Linked DNA regions of Mus musculus: region 1 is linked to region 2. A link is a loop called in an ENCODE intact Hi-C map of the cell type or tissue named here. Cell type or tissue: heart. All regions are shown on one strand.

Evidence for each region. Peaks named below come from ENCODE experiments on the same cell type or tissue, not always from the same donor. Only the 100,000 strongest peaks of a DNase experiment are listed, where the experiment ranks them.
Region 1: it touches region 2 in a loop (12-fold over the local background); 5 of 42 quality-filtered maps call a loop at or near these places.

Annotation. Positions count from the first base shown.
Region 1 is chr5:146,567,185-146,575,184 of GRCm38, reverse strand. It overlaps the pseudogene Gm8494. Among named protein-coding and RNA genes, the nearest start is that of Gpr12, 14 kb to the left of the region's middle. In heart, a CTCF peak has its summit at 7,912 (motif pointing left); DNase peaks (open chromatin) are centred at 2,884 and 3,214.
Region 2 is chr5:146,142,557-146,150,556 of GRCm38, reverse strand. No RefSeq gene overlaps it. Among named protein-coding and RNA genes, the nearest start is that of Gm5565, 14 kb to the left of the region's middle. In heart, no CTCF peak of the experiment used is centred here; no DNase peak of the experiment used is centred here.

The sequences.
Region 1 (8,000 bases), 420 kb before region 2:
AATCTTGCCAATCTCCCACAACTTTAGGTCAGGGTTGGAAGCCTTTACTTGGTCCTAGACCTTTCTGCTGTACCTCATGTAGGGCATCAGCGGCTTATCTGGTGGCTTTGGAGGCTTTGGAATCGTAATGCCAGAGGACGCCGTGACCCGGCTGTTGGTGCCCGGGTTCCCTCCCAGCCTGTAGTTGTTGTAGGCGAGATGACTGTATGGATTGTATCCCACAAACCCTGGTGTGCTGGGCATTTGTGTTGCAGGAGCTGGGGTGGGAGGTGGGGCATAAGATGGTCTCTTTGACATTTTGGAAGATTAAGTTCTCAGTTCCTTAAGAATGAATCTGAGACACCGCGGGCCGCTTCGCTTCCCTTTGTCAGCTTGTAGATTTCTGCTCACACTCAGTCATATCCAGGGACCGTACTGCTATCCTTGAGCTGGGGCTGCCTTTGGAGAGACCCCTCGTCCTTCTATATCTGTCTTTGGTCCTTATCTGTGATGGGAGAGCATATCAATCCGTACCTCCTGGAGTTGCTGAAATGATTCCCTGAGATCTGGGCATCTCACTCAAGGATGAATGGGAGCAATATTAGTAATTGACAAGCCTTGCGGGGAGGGGGGTGGAATGACAGTTGCAATGCACATCACTGCACATTTACCATGGAAAGCAACATCCCAGCAGAAATGTGTAATTCAGGTGCTTCTGGACTTAGAACAGGGATATGACTGATTAAAAAGGGGGAGTGGATATACTGGACCCACCTGACCTATCACCTGTCTGTACTGTGCGCATCAAACATTTATCACGTCTTGTCTCACCTAAGATTGAGATGGGTTCATGAAGTCATGCTCAGTTTAGCAAACCGGAACTCGCCAGCTCAGAGAGGAAAATGCCAGTTGGGCAGGAGGCAAAGCAACAGCAGTGGGTTTAAGTCCTGGGCTCCAAGCCCATCTCTGGGATGGCTTCACATCTTAGAATGCACATCTGAGCTGCTCACGTTAGGAGAGCCGGGAGGAAGCCCAATTGGCTACAGATGAAGTGTGTCTATGTGTGTGCACATGTGTTTGAATATGTGTGGGCATGCATGTGTGTCTGTGTGTCTGTGTATATGTATATATGTATATAAGTAAGTCTGTGCATAGGCATGTTACATGTATATCTGCATATATATATATGCATGTATGTGTAAACATGTGTGCATGCACGTGATTCTGTGTATGTGTATATATGTGCATATGTGTATGTGGGTGTGTCTGCATATGCATATGTACATGTATGCCTCATATGTATTATGAATGTATGTTTGTTCATGCATCCATGTGTGCACATGTGTGTGTACTCTCACTTACCTTTGGTAATGAAAAACTATTGAGGATGTGTAAAATAGAGATTACTTTTCGTGCAAGAAAAAAATGAAATATGATTAGAAGGATAGTATCAGATTCCAGAATGTAGGCAGCACACACTCAGCTCTTCCAAACTTGCATTTTTATGTTTTATTTTTCAAAAGAGATCATTTAATAATTAGTGATTTTTTTCATGACATGTTCGTGAATATTTTGGATCTATAACTTTAGCTAGAAAATGCTTAGTCTAGAGTGGTCAAAACGAGATGACTCAATTGAAAAGTTGATCAGGGGCTGGAGAGATGGCTCAGCAGTTAACAGCACTGGCTGCCCTTCCAGAAGTCCTGAGTTCTGTTCCCAGCACCCACATGGCAGCTCACAATTTTCTGTAACTGCAGTTCCAGGGGATCTGGCACCCTTGTACAGACATACATGCAGGCAAAACACTAATGCACATAAATAAAATCTTAAAATGAAAAAAAAAAAGCTTGGCCAGCTGTAGTTTCTGCTTATTGATCACCTAGGAAACAGAAGGGCTTTCTGATGAAACTTGCCTGCGTACACCTTACTGCTGTAGCTACTGAGCATCTGAAGGCCAATTGGAACAGTTGAGGAACGTCACCTTTATTTGTACTTAATTTTAACCCACTTACGTTTAAAAACCACACCAGGCTGCAAGCTGCTGCACTGGGAAGAACATATCTAGGTATAAACGAAATATTTCTTTTTTTTTTTTTCCGGTTTTTTGAAACAGGGTTTCTCTGTATAGCCCTGGCTGTCCTGGAACTCACTTTGTAGACCAGGCTACCTCGAACTCATAAATCCGCCTGCCTCTGCCTCCCAAGTGCTGGGATTAAAGGCATGTGCCACCACGCCCGGCTATGAAATATTTCATGGAGACATCTCTAAGAGATTTTTAAAAATGGTTTTATGTATTTGAGTGGTTTATCTGTAATGTATATCTGTGTACCATGTGCAAGCAGTGCCCACAAAGGCCAGAAGGAGGCATCATATCTTCTGGAACTGGAATTTCAGATGATTGTGAGCCACCATGTGGGTACTGGGGACAGTCTCTTCCTTGAGAAGAACAGCCAGTGTTGTTATTATCTGAACCATCTCTCTAAGCCCCAGGAGATTATTTTTTACAGTAAACCCAGCAATATTATTTTTTGGAAGCCTGGTTTCTGCCTGTTGGTCTCCCTTATCACTCTACCAGCTTGAAGTTAGATACTCCATCTGTTTTAAGAAAAATTTAACATTCAGAGATGTCAAATCTATGCAATAGACAAATCTGGAGCAATTGTCACTTTGGAGGATAACTGTAACTCTGGAAGTTTCACCGTAGCCCTTTAAAAATAATAGCTTTTGCCTCCCAGTCTTCCTTTAAATCGAATTAATTTGTAGAAAGTAAAATGAGCCACAACCATTCCTGGAGCCATTCCTGGTGATAATTCTGGGCTGAGGGCCAGGGCCACTTGTTCCTGCTTCAGGGTAGGCATCCATCTTTGTGCTCATAAGCTGTGCCCAGAGCTGCTTATTCCGATATGTTGGATGCAGAATTGGACTGGGCTCAAGCTGGCTCCCTGGGGAGACTCCAGGGTCCCTTATCCCCTGTCAATCAACCTCTGAGACAACTCTATTCCCAGATTTAAAGTCTTCATTGTGGCTCTTTAAATCCAAGCAGGCTTCTGGCAATGTTGACTGCAAACATGCCTATTACGTGTTGATGGAGACCCTAAGTGGATTCAACCCCAACCTGTGCCAGGTGTCAGAGGCAGCTTTTCATTTAGTATCCGATTCCAGGAAAGAGCAGTGGCCAAGGACTCGTGAGGGTCACATGACAGGGAGTCTGTAGAACAGGGAGGGAGGGATGTGTGGGAGGCTAGAATTAGAAGCAGTGCTGTTAGCCCAGAACCATTTGTATCCTGGGATTGGTGGCTAAGGTGGCCCCAGACCAGGAGGGCCTAAGAAAAAGTGGGAAGAGTTTGGGGCAAGGACTCTCCTATTATGTGCAAGATGCTGGGTTCAGTCTCTCAAAACAAGAAAAAGGCAAAAAACCAGACCTTTGGTTTAACAGCAGAAAGAAAGCATCATTAAAACTGGGAACACTGCCAGAAGGTGGTGGCACACACCTTTAACTGCAGCGTTTGAGAAGCAGAGATAGGCAGATCTTTGTGAGTTCAAGGCAAGCTGGTCTACAGAGTGAGTTCCAGGACAGCTCAGGCTACAAAGAGAAAGCCTTTGGCAAAAAAAACAAACAAACAAGCAAACAATGAAAACAATAAAAAAATAAAGAAGAAGCCTTAAGAAGGCAGTGTGCACTTTTGTTACATTGTTACAAGAACCTGATTAGAATTGTTTTGTATAAGCAATTGTAAATATTTTAATTTATTATTTGATTTGTATTATGTATTATTACATTTGTGTGTTTCTGTGTATGTGTGTGTGAGTGTGTGCATGTGTGTGTGTCTGTGTATGTGTGTGTGTGTGTGTGTGTGTGTGTGTGTGTGTGTGTGTCTGTGTGTACACGCACACCCATCACAGCACACTGGTTAAGGTTAGGAACTGGCTGTCTCCTTTCATCCCCTGAGCTCTTCAGATAACAGGGTCGTCATGTTTCCAGAAAGCTGCTTTCCCCACTCACCAGCTCAAACACTTGCATTTTACAGGTTCCTTCTTAGTTGATTTAGTTTCCTGTTTCTTTCCTAAACCAGGAGGATTTTGAGCCAAGCTAGATAGGTCCTCTAGCTCCAAGCAGCAACCCCAGCTCCAGAAATCAATTTACATGAATGGAAATTTGTGCAAAGATTTATGGGACCCATGCCACAGGTGAAGCAGCAAATGAATAATATTTTCTTGTACTCCAGAAAATGAATTCTGATTTTCCCCTCTGAGAATTGATCTCGGTTTAAGAATATTTCCACTTTCCACCCAAAACTTATTCTTTCTACAAGAAATGCAGGGATTGGGGGATGGAGGGAATGGCCAATCATTAACCATCTCAACTTGAGACCCATCCCATGGACAAGCCCTAATCCCTGACACTTAGTGATTCTCTGTTATGCTTGCAGGCAGGAGTCTAGCATGGCTATCCTCTGAGAGGCTCCAGCCACCAACCAAGTCACACAGATGTAGGCACCCACAGCCAAACAGTGGATGGAGTTTGGAAACTCTAATGGAAGAATAAGAGGAAGGAAGGCAGCCCCTAAGCAGATAGAAAATTCACAGGAAGACCAACAGAACCAACTAACCTGCACCCTTGGGTCTCTCAGAGGCTGAACCACAAACCGAAGAACATACACAGACCGGACATAGCCGTCCCTGCTCGTATGTAGCTGATGTGCGCTTGGTCTTCATGTGGGTCCCAAACAAATGGAAAGGGAGCTATCTGAAAGGCTGTTGCCTGTACGTGGGATATGTTCTATCTGGGCTGCCTTGTCTGGCCTCAGTGGGAGAGGAAGTGCCTAGCCTCTCAGAGACCCAGAGGGCCCCCACCATCTCAGAGGAGAAGGGAAGGGAAAAGGATTGTGGGAAGGGGTGACCAGGAGGGCAGCAGTGAGCAGGATGTAAAGTGAATAATTAAAAAACATCCTCCAGCCAGTGAGATTTCTCAGCTGGTCAGGGTACTTGTTGCTAAACCTGACAGGCAGTCTGAGTTTGATCCCTGGAACGCTCATGATGGAAGAAGAGAGCTGACTCCTGCAAGTTCTTCTCTGATCTCCACACCTGCCCTATAGCAGGGTGTCTGCCCACTCTAGATCCCTGCCTCTGCTTCCTGAACGCTGGGATTAAAGGCATGTGCCACCACGCTCACCCAGACTGCTTCTCTTTTTTAATTTCCAGGAGCTGTTAAGCAAAATTCTCTGTTTTAATTTGAAATAAATTATTTGAGGGTCTGGAGAGAAAGGGCTCAGCTGTTTAGAATATTTGCTGTTCTACCTGAGAGTCTGAGTTTGGTTTCCAGCATCCGCGCTGGACAGCTCAAAACTGTCTGTAACCTTCTCCTGGATTCCTTCGGCACCTGGACACGTGTGGCAGAAATACAGAGGTATTTCTGGAGTTAACTGTGTCTCTCTTTTATTCAGAACTGGGGTGAGTCCATGAGGTTTAACGCCCCCCACAAGCAGAAGCAGGTGCCTGCCCGTGACTCTGGGAGGGAGGTCACCATCCCCACAGTTCATGTGGGCATCATTTGATTTCGGTAGAAGCAGGGCTTAGATGGGTTGGAGGAGGACTTATCAAAAGATCAAACGTCAACTCAAGTCACACTTCTCTGTGCATAGGGGTTTGATGTCCGGCAAATCTGTGTCTTCTGAGACTCTTTCCAGGAACTTCTGCTGTCATGACCTGCTCTCCTACCTCGAGGACAGGGACACTAGAACCTTCAACTCTCAAGGGATCTGCAGGTTATGAAATCTGCCAATCCAAAGGCTGAGGGTGGCATCAAATAACCTATGAGGCCTATAGCAGAGTGTCCCTACCCTTGCTGCTGCCCAGCTATCAGATGTTCCCACCAATGTGTTACCAACATATCCTTCATGTATTACTTTCTTTGTCCTGTTACTCTACAACTGTCACCAAACTGTTTCAATATTGTAACGTGGTATTTTTTGTAACCTAATGTGCCTAGGCCCTGGTCACTCATATTTAGCTCTAAAACAAATGATCTTTATGGTTGTCTGTACAGCTTGTTGACGGGGAGGAGCCCTTTGCCCCAGCAGCAGTTACCAGAATATACCAGAAGCATCTCCCCACCAAGTCAGCAGGCCATGAGAAAGAGACAGCAGGCTAGCCTCCCACAAAACCCACCAGAGCCTCCTCATGCTTGACCTAAAATGATTTCATTATATTCACAATGGAATATAGCGTCAAAGTAGAAAAGGAAAATATTTGTGGGATAAAAAGGGGGGAAAGACAAATTAACATCACCGTGGGACTCTTTTGTCTCCTTTTTTCTGAGACCTTAGCGAGACAGAGATACGTCAAATCACTTGATACATAGAAATTATTCTAAGTCATCGGCACATGGTTCCTAATGGACGTAGCAGTAACAGATCACTCTGAGGCCTGCTGATGCATTTCATCATACACTGAAGTCTCAAAAGCTTCCAAGGATGAAAGCCACACAGATAGATGGATTCTTTTTTTTTTTTTTAAATTAGGTATTTTCCTCGTTTACATTTTCAATGCTATCCCAAAGGTCCCCCATACCCACCCCCCAATCCCCTACCCACCCACTCCCCCGTTTTGGCCCTGGCATTCCCCTGTACTGGGGCATATAAAGTTTGCATGTCCAATGGGCCTCTCTTTCCAGTGATGGCTGACTAGGCCATCTTTTCATACATATGCAGCTAGAGACAAGAGCTCCCGGGTACTGGTTAGTTCATATTGTTGTTCCACCTATAGGGTTGCAGATCCCTTTAGCTCCTTGGGTAATTTCTCTAGCTCCTCCATTGGGGGCCGTGTGACCCATCCAATAGCTGACTGTGAGCATCCACTTCTGTGTTTGCTAGGCCCCGGCATAGTCTCACAAGAGAGAGCTATATCTGGGTCCTTTCAGCAAAATCTTGCTAGTGTATGCAATGGTGTCAGCATTTGGAAGCTGATTATGGGATGGATCCCTGCATATGGCAATCACTAGATGGTCCATCCTTTCGTCACAGCTCCAAATTTTGTCTCAGATAGATTCTTACTAAAGGGTAATCAGTGACAAAACCCAGAACCTTCTCGCCTGCTTGGAAGTGAAGCATTAGTTTCCTAAAGAGAGTCTGAGAAAATAAAATACCCCTCATAGAAGTCAGAAATTAAACAATTATTGAACATTAATTAAGAATGACCAATGAAATCAAACAATAATTAATAAAAAATCAATTAATAGCAAATAGCTGTTAATTGATGTTGCTTAACAAGCATCTAAAATGATTGATATTAATAAATTATCAGCTGTAAATTAATAACTGATTGATTGTTAATTAACAGCAGATGATTAATTGTTAACCAACAATTACTTAGTAATGTTAACTAATAATTATTACTTAAAACTTAATGTTAATTAATACTTAATTGCTAGCCAATAGTCAATTATTAATTGTTAATTATCAATCATCATTAACAATATTGATAATTAATTATCAAGTATAATTATTAATTGATTAATAATCAATAAATAAATTAATGATTTTAATTAGCAATTTTAATTAATAAAGACCTATTACTGTGGCTGTTAAAATTTAATTAACACCTGTAATTAATTAATTAATTAATAATTAATACTAATTAACAGTTAGTAGATGATTAATCATTAACAAATAGTTATTTATTAATGTTAGTTAATACTTAATTGTGAGCCAAAGTTAATTATAAATTGTTGTTAAATATTGATTAATTATTATCAATTAATAATTGTTGGTTGGTTGTTTACTAGTGGATTGTTATTGTTGTTGTTGTCATTATTATTATTTCATGTGGAGAGACGACTCAAAAGAACTGCTGCTCTTGCAGAGGACCCAGGTTCCATTCCCAGCACCCACACAGCAGCTCACACCCAGCTGTAAGTCTGGTTCCATAGGATCAGTCGCCCTCTTCTGGCCTCTGTGGGCACTGCACAAATGTGGTGATTAGACTGCATACATGAAGGCAAAACCTTATAGTAGGTCACATTA
Region 2 (8,000 bases):
ACAAACCCCTGCCTGCATCCCTAGTCAGCTTGAGGAGGACAGGGCATGTTGACATGTTGTCCTTTTCCTGTTCCCCACAGGGCATTTGGAGGGTCCCTGAATTAACACAGAATTCTCTGATTTAGGACAATCCCTCATCAAGTTAGCTGCAATCCCCCCACATCAGTGAGGAGAGTGGAACCCCTCCCACAGGGATGGCAACACAGGCAGGATTTGGGAGGCTTTTCATTTTGTGCCTCTTGGAATCCACCTGCTGCTATTGATGGAGCAGGAATTCTCCAACCTGGAGACATAGGAGTTAAATGCTCTGATAGGACTTGTTCATATTTGTCCACATTATAGTTTTACATAAATTCAGGGAAATTAAGTTTCATTGTTTACCATAGTATTAACATGAGCTCCTATTCCTGATTCAGTGTAGAGATGTTGCTGTGAGTTTTTGGCTGCACCACTTCGTGCTCCCAGGGGATCTCAAACATGTACCCAGGAGCTATCTTGGATTCTCAAATGGTTAATATTAAAATGCCTTTACTAGTTCAAAGGTTGGGCACTACTAAACCTTACCCTGCTACCCCAAGTCCAGTGGGGAAATGGCAAGGGCCCCCTGACCCAAAAACTCACATTGCTGGTTGGCTTTATCTCCTGTTGCTCCTGCATTCCCTTCTTCTTTCCCATCCTGGCGATTCTCTCTCCATCCTACCCTCACAACTCTAAGTGTCCTACCCCATGCCCAGCCATTGGCCACTGGCTTCTTTATTGATCAAAAAGTAATTGGATACAAGAACCTTCAGCATCTGGATTAGCAGATTGAAAACCATTAGCACCAACCTCCAACACAGAGATGAAGGCTATCAAGGCAGCCCAACTACATCCTAGTGTAGCTGAGCCCCAGACCTTAGCACAACTGATTCCAAGATGGCAGTACCATTCAGGCCATAAAGCTCAGCATATGCACAGAACCACCACCAACCTAAAACAAAGGCCTAATCCATCAAAGTCCAAAGTTCTGAGAAAATCTCTGTACCAACCTTGCTTTTTTGACCTCTGCAATTCTACTTCTGGCTAACTGTTCTTGCTAACTGAAGTATGTCAACCCAAGATATAGTTTTTGTCCTTCATAACTCACCCTGAGAAAGGCTTGGGGCTACACTGGGATACCAAATACCCAGTGTTGTCAACATCCAGCCAGTAGAGACTAAAATTCATTGGCCAAAATCTATATCTGAGCAGTCTTCTCTGGTGAATACTGAGGTGCCTATATAATGCAATGGAACACTAAAATAGTCACTTCATCAGCTGTGGCTGTCCAGGACAGGCCACCAATGTACTCTTCTCAGATTGCCAATGGCACCACGAGCTAAGATCTCACTGTTCCCTTTAGAGCAGACATGGTTAAACTTCTCCATGTCAGTAATAAGACATCATGCTACATTTCTGTAAGCTTGGAGAAGTGAGACAGATCTGTGGAACCGGCTTGAGTCTTCCACCCACCAATGGCAGAGCCTGGTGAGAGCCTTTGCCCATCCACCAGCATTGTGGTAGGGTGAAGTGACCCAGCCACACACCAAGCACCTTGAGTGACTTGATGAGCTTCAAGGCTGCTTTGAAATTTATATTTCTGCAGCTCCTCATAGGGTCACTGCCCTGTCTGAGACACCCTCGAGACAAGCACTCTTCTCTTCACTTCTGCCTCAGGATCTTCCCTCTCTGAGCCTGGAGGGTGAGTCTGGCATTGCTCAAAGCAAGTTGACTGTGGAGTCAAGGTGACCAATGCAGTTTATGATGGTCTCAGTCTTAATGGAGTGTGTTCTACTCTGAGACTCCGTCCTTTTCGTGAGAATTTGCAAGCTTTGTCATAAATTGCTTTTTTTTTTTTTGCTCTTGAGAAAGGGTCTCACTGTATAGACCTGATTGGCCTGGGACTCTCAATGTATATCTAGCTGGCCTCAAACTCATAGCAATCCCCCTGCCTATGCCTCCTGAGTGCTGGAATTAAAGGCATTCACCACCATGCCCAGACATTTGTTTGCTTGTTTTTTTAATGTCTAGAAGCTATTAAACAAAATTCTCCATTTTAATTTCTAATTTTACTTTCTTGCTGGTATTGTCAGAGTTCTGACTTCTACTCATTTCCTTAAAAATATTAGTATTTGGCTTTCATGACTTCTTTTGTATTTTTTCCTCATGTCCCTTAAGTATTTTTTGTCTTTTTTTTGTCTTCATTTTCTGTTCTTCTAAATGTTCCTCAGAGAGACTTCTACCTATCTCTTCAGTTTTTTGTCTTCTTCTTTCCTGACACAAGCTTTTAATATTTCCTACCAGCATGACGTTTTCTGCACCCCAATTGGATGCATCACAGTTTTAATGTGACCTACCATGAGGTTTTGCTTTTGTGTTTGTATAAGCACCACATTAATGCAGTGCCCACAGAGGCCAGAAGAGGGCGACTGATCCTATGGAACCAGAGTTACAGCTGGGTGTGAGCTGTTGTGTGTGTGCTGGGAACAGAACCTGGGTCCTCTGCAAGAGCAGCAGTTCTTTTGAATCATCTCTCCACATGAAATAATAATAATAATAATAATAATAATAATAATGATAATAATAACAACAACAACAATCCACTAACAAATAACCAACAAACAATTATTAATTGATAATAATCAATCAATATTTAACAACAATTAATAATTAACTATTGGCTAACAATTAAATATTAGTTAATATTAATAAATAACTTGGTTAACAATCATCTACTGTTAATTAACAATTAATTATCAATTTAAGCTGTTAATTTAAATTTTAACAGCCACAATAATAGATCATTGTTAATTAAAATTGTTAATCAAAATTATTAATTTATTTATTGATTATTAACCAATTAATAATTATACTTGATCATTAATCAATCACTATTATTAATGTTGATTGATAATTAACAACAATTAATAATTAACTATTGGCTAACAACTAAGTATTAATTAACACTAAGTGTTAAGTAATAGTTCATATTAATAAATAATTTTAATTGGCTAATATTAATTTAGATTAATTGGCTAACAATTAGTTAACATTTATATATAAGTTTAATTGTCTAACAATTAAGTATTAATTAACATTAAGATTCTAAGTAATAATTATTAGTTAACATTACTAAATAATTGTTGGTTAACAATTAATCATCTGCCAGCTGTTAGTTAACAATCAGTTATTAATTAAAGCTGATAATTTGTTAATATCAACCATTTTAGATGCTTGTTAAGCAACATCAATTAATAGCTAACTGCTATTGATTGATTTTATTAATTATTGTTTGATTTATTGGTTATTTAATTAATTATTCTTAATTAATGTTCAATAATTGTTTAATTTCTGACTTCTATGAGGGGTATTTTATTTTCTCAGACTCTCTTTAGGGAACTAATGCTTCACTTCCAAGCAGGCGAGAAGGTTCCGGGTTTTGTCACTGATTACCCTTTAGTAAGAAAATCCATCTATCTGTGTGGCTTTCATCCTTGGAAACTTTTGAGACTTCAGTGTATGATGAAATGCATCAGCAGGCCTCAGAGTGATCTGTTACTGCTATGTCCATTAGGAACCATGTGCCGATGACTTAGAATAATTTCTATGTATCAAGTGATTTGACGTATCTCTGTCTCCCTAAGGTCTCAGAAAAAAAGAGACAAAAGAGTCACACAGTGATGCTAATTTGTCTTTCCCCCCTTTTTATTCCACAAATATTTTCCTTTCCTACTTTGATGCTATATTCCATCGTGAATATAATGAAATCATTTTAGGTCAAGCATGAGGAGGCTCTGGTGGGTTTTGTGGGAGGCTAGTCTGCTGTCTTTCTCATGGCCTGCTGACTTGGTGGGGAGATGCTTCTGGCATATTCTGGTAACTGCTGCTGGGGCAAAGGGCTCCTCCCCGTCAACAAGCTGTACAGACAACCACAAAGATCATTTGTTTTAGAGCTAAATATGAGTGACCAGGGCCTAGGCACATTAGGTTACAAAAAATACCACGTTACAATATTGAAACTGTTTGGTGACAGTTGTATAGTAACAGGACAAAGAAAGTAATACATGAAGGATATGTTGGTAACACATTGGTGGGAACATCTGATAGCTGGGCAACAGCAAGGGTAGGGACACTCTGCTATAGGCCTCATAGGTTATTTGATGCCACCCTCAGCCTTTGGGTTGGCAGATTTCATAACCTGCAGATCCCTTGAGAATTGAAGGTGTCCCTGTCCTCGAGGTAGGAGAGCAGGTCATGGCAGCAGAAGTTCCTGGAAAAAGTCTCAGAAGACACAGATTTGCCGGACATCAAACCCCTATGCACAGAGAAGTGTGACTTGAGTTGAGGTTTGACCTTTTGATAAGCCCTCTTCCAACACATCTAAGCCCTGCTTCTACCGAAATCAAATGATGCCCACATGAACTGTGGGGATGGTGACCTCCCTCCCAGAGTCACGGGCAGGCACCTGCTTCTGCTTGTGGGGGGCGTTAAACCTCATGGAATCACCCCAGTTCTGAATAAAAGAGAGACACAGTTAACTCCAGAAATACCTATGTATTTCTGCCACATGTGTCCAGGTGCCGAAGGAATCCAGGAGAAGGTTACAGACAGTTTTGAGCTGTCCAGCGCGGATGCTGGAAACCAAACTCAGACTCTCAGGTAGAACAGCAAATATTCTAAACAGATGAGCCCTTTCTCTCCAGACCCTCAAATAATTTATTTCAAATTAAAACAGAGAATTTTGCTTAACAGCTCCTGGAAATTAAAAAAGAAAAGCAGTCTGGGTGAGCACGGTGGCACATGCCTTTAATCCCAGCGTTCAGGAAGCAGAGACAGGGATCCAGAGTGGGCAGACACCCTGCTATAGGGCACGTGTGGAGATCAGAGAAGAACTTGCAGGAGTCAGCTCTCTTCTTCCATCATGAGCGTTCCAGGGATCAAACTCAGTCTGCCTGTCAGATTTAGCAACAAGTACCCTTACCAGCTGAGAAATCTCACTGGCTGGAGGATGTTTTTTAATTATTCACTTTACATCCTGCTTACTGCTGCCCTCCTGGTCACCCCTTCCCACAACCCTTCCCCCTTCCCTTCTCCTCTGAAATGGTGGGGGCCCTCTGGGTATCCCCAACCCCAACGTGGCACTTCAAGTCTCTGAGAGGCTAGGCACTTCCTCTCCCACTGAGGCCAGACAAGGCAGCCTAGATAGAAGACCATATCCCACGTTCAGGCAACAGCCTTTCAGATAGCTCCCTTTCCATTTGTTTGGGACCCACATGAAGACCAAGCGCACATCAGCTACATACGAGCAGGGACAGCTATGTCCGGCCTGTGTATGTTCTTCAGTTTGTGGTTCAGTCTCTGAGAGCCCCAAGGGTCCAGGTTAGTTGGTTCTGTTGGTCTTCCTGTGAATTTTCTATCTGCTTAGGGGCTGCCTTCCTTCCTCTTATTCTTCCATTAGAGTTTCCAAACTCCATCCACTGTTTGATTGTGGGTGTCTATATCTGTGTGACTTGGTTGGTGGCTGGAGCCTCTCAGAGGATAGCCATGCTAGATTCTTGCCCGCAAGCATAACCAAGTATCGGTAAGTGACAGGGATTAGGGCCTGTCCATGGGATGGGTCTCAAGTTGGGTCGGTTATTGATTGGCCATTCTCTCCACCCCCCAATCCCTGCATTTCTTGTAGAAAGAATAAGTTTTGGGTGGAAAGTGGAAATATTCTTAAACCAAGATCAATTCTCAGAGGGGAAAATCAGAATTCATTTTCTGGGGTACAAGAAAATATTATTCATTTGCTGCTTCACCTGTGGCATGGGTCACATAAATCTTTGCACAGATTTCCATTCATGTAAATTGATTTCTGGAGCTGAGGTTGCTGCTTGGAGGTAGAGGGCCTATCTAACTTGGCTCAAAATCCTCCTGGTTTAGGTCCCCAGAACAGGAAAGAAAAAAGGCAACTAAATCAACTAAAAAGGAACCTGTAAAATGCAAGTGTTTGAGCTGGTGAGTGGGGAAAGGAACTTTCTGGAAACATGACAACCCTGTTATCTGAAGAGCTCAGGGGATGAAAGGAGACAGCCAGCTCCTGACCTTAACCAATGTGCTGTGATGGGTGTGTGTGCACACACACAAATACACACAGACACACACACATACACACACACAGACACACACAGACACACACATACACACACACACACACATACACACACACACACACACACACACACACACACACACACACACAGAGAGAGAGAGAGAGAGAGAAAGAGAGAGAAACACAAATGTAATAATACATAATATAAATCAAATAATAAAATATTTATGATTTCTTATACAAAACAATTCTAATCAGGTTCTTGTAACAATGTAACAAAAATGTACACTGCCTTCTTAAGGCTTCTTCTTTATTTTTTTATTGTTTTCATTGTTTGTTTGTTTTTGCCAAAGGGTTTCTCTTTGTGGCCCGAGTTGTCCTGGAACTCACTCTGTAGACCAGCTTGCCTTGAACTCACAAAGATCCGCCTATCTCTGCTTCTCAAACGCCGCAGTTAAAGGTGTGTGCCACCACCTCCTGGCAGTGTTCCCAGTTTTAATGATGCTTTCTTTCTGCTGTTAAACCAAAGGTCTGGCTTTTTGCCTTTTTCTTGTTTTGAGAGACTGAACCCAGTATCTTGCACATGATAGGAGAGCCCTTGCCCCAAACTCTTCCCATTTTTCTTAGGCCCTCCTGGTCTGGGGCCACCTTAGCCACCAATCCCAGGATACAAATGGTTCTGGGCTAACAGCACTGCTTCCAATTCTAGCCTCCCACACATCCCTCCCTCCCTGTTCTACAGACTCCCTGTCATGTGACCCTCCCGGGTCCTTGGCCCCTGCTTTTCCTGGAATCGGATACTAAATGAAAAGCTGCCTCTGACACCTGGCACAGGTGGTAAGGGGTTGAATCCACTTAGGGTCTCCATCAACACGTAATAGGCATGTTTGCAGTCAATGTTGCCAGAGCCTGCTTGAATTTAAAGAGCCACAATGAAGATCTTAAATCCGGGAATAAAGTTGTCTCAGAGGTTGATTGACAGGGGATAAGGGACCCTGGAGTCTCCCCAGGGAGCCAGCTTGAGCCCAGTCCAATTCTGCATCCCACATATCGGAATAAGCAGCTCTGGGCACAGCTTATGAGCACAAAGATGGATGCCTACCCTGAAGCAGGAACAAGTGGCCCTGGCCCTCAGCCAAGGAATGGTTGTGGCTCAATTTACTTTCTACAGATTAATTCGATTTAAAGGAAGAACGGAAGGCAAAAGCTATTATTTTTAAAGGGCCACAGTGAAACTTCCAGAGTTACAGTTATCCTCCAAAGTGACAATTGCTCCAGATTTGTCTATTGTATAGATTTGACATCTCTGAATGTTAAATTTCTCTTAAAACAGACGGAGTATCTAACTTCAAACGGGTAGAGTGATAAGGGAGACCAAGAGGCAGAAACAAGGCTTCCAAAAAATATTGCTGGGTTTACTGTAAAAAATAGTCTCTTGGGGCTTAGAGAGATGGTTCAGATAATAACAACACTGGCTGTTCTTCTCAAGGAAGAGACTGTCCCCAGTACCCACATGGTGACTCACAATCATCTGAAATTCCAATTCCAGAAGATATGATGCCTCCTTCTGGCCTTTGTGGACACTGCTTGCACATGGTACACAGATATACATTACAGATAAACCACTCATGTACATAAAACCATTTTAAAGATGTCTCCATGAAATATTTCGTTTATACCTAAATTGAAATCAATTCTCAGAGGGGAAAATCAGAATTCATCTGCCTACCTCTATCTCCCACATGCTGGGATTAAAGGCTTGAGCCACCACTGGCTGGCAGTAATGTACTTCAAAGGAGCCCCTACCTCAGTATATGTCATTCTCTCTGTTCTGAAGAAATGTGAACGTTTGAAGACATGAAGTACAGTGTTTTCATACAGGAGTATG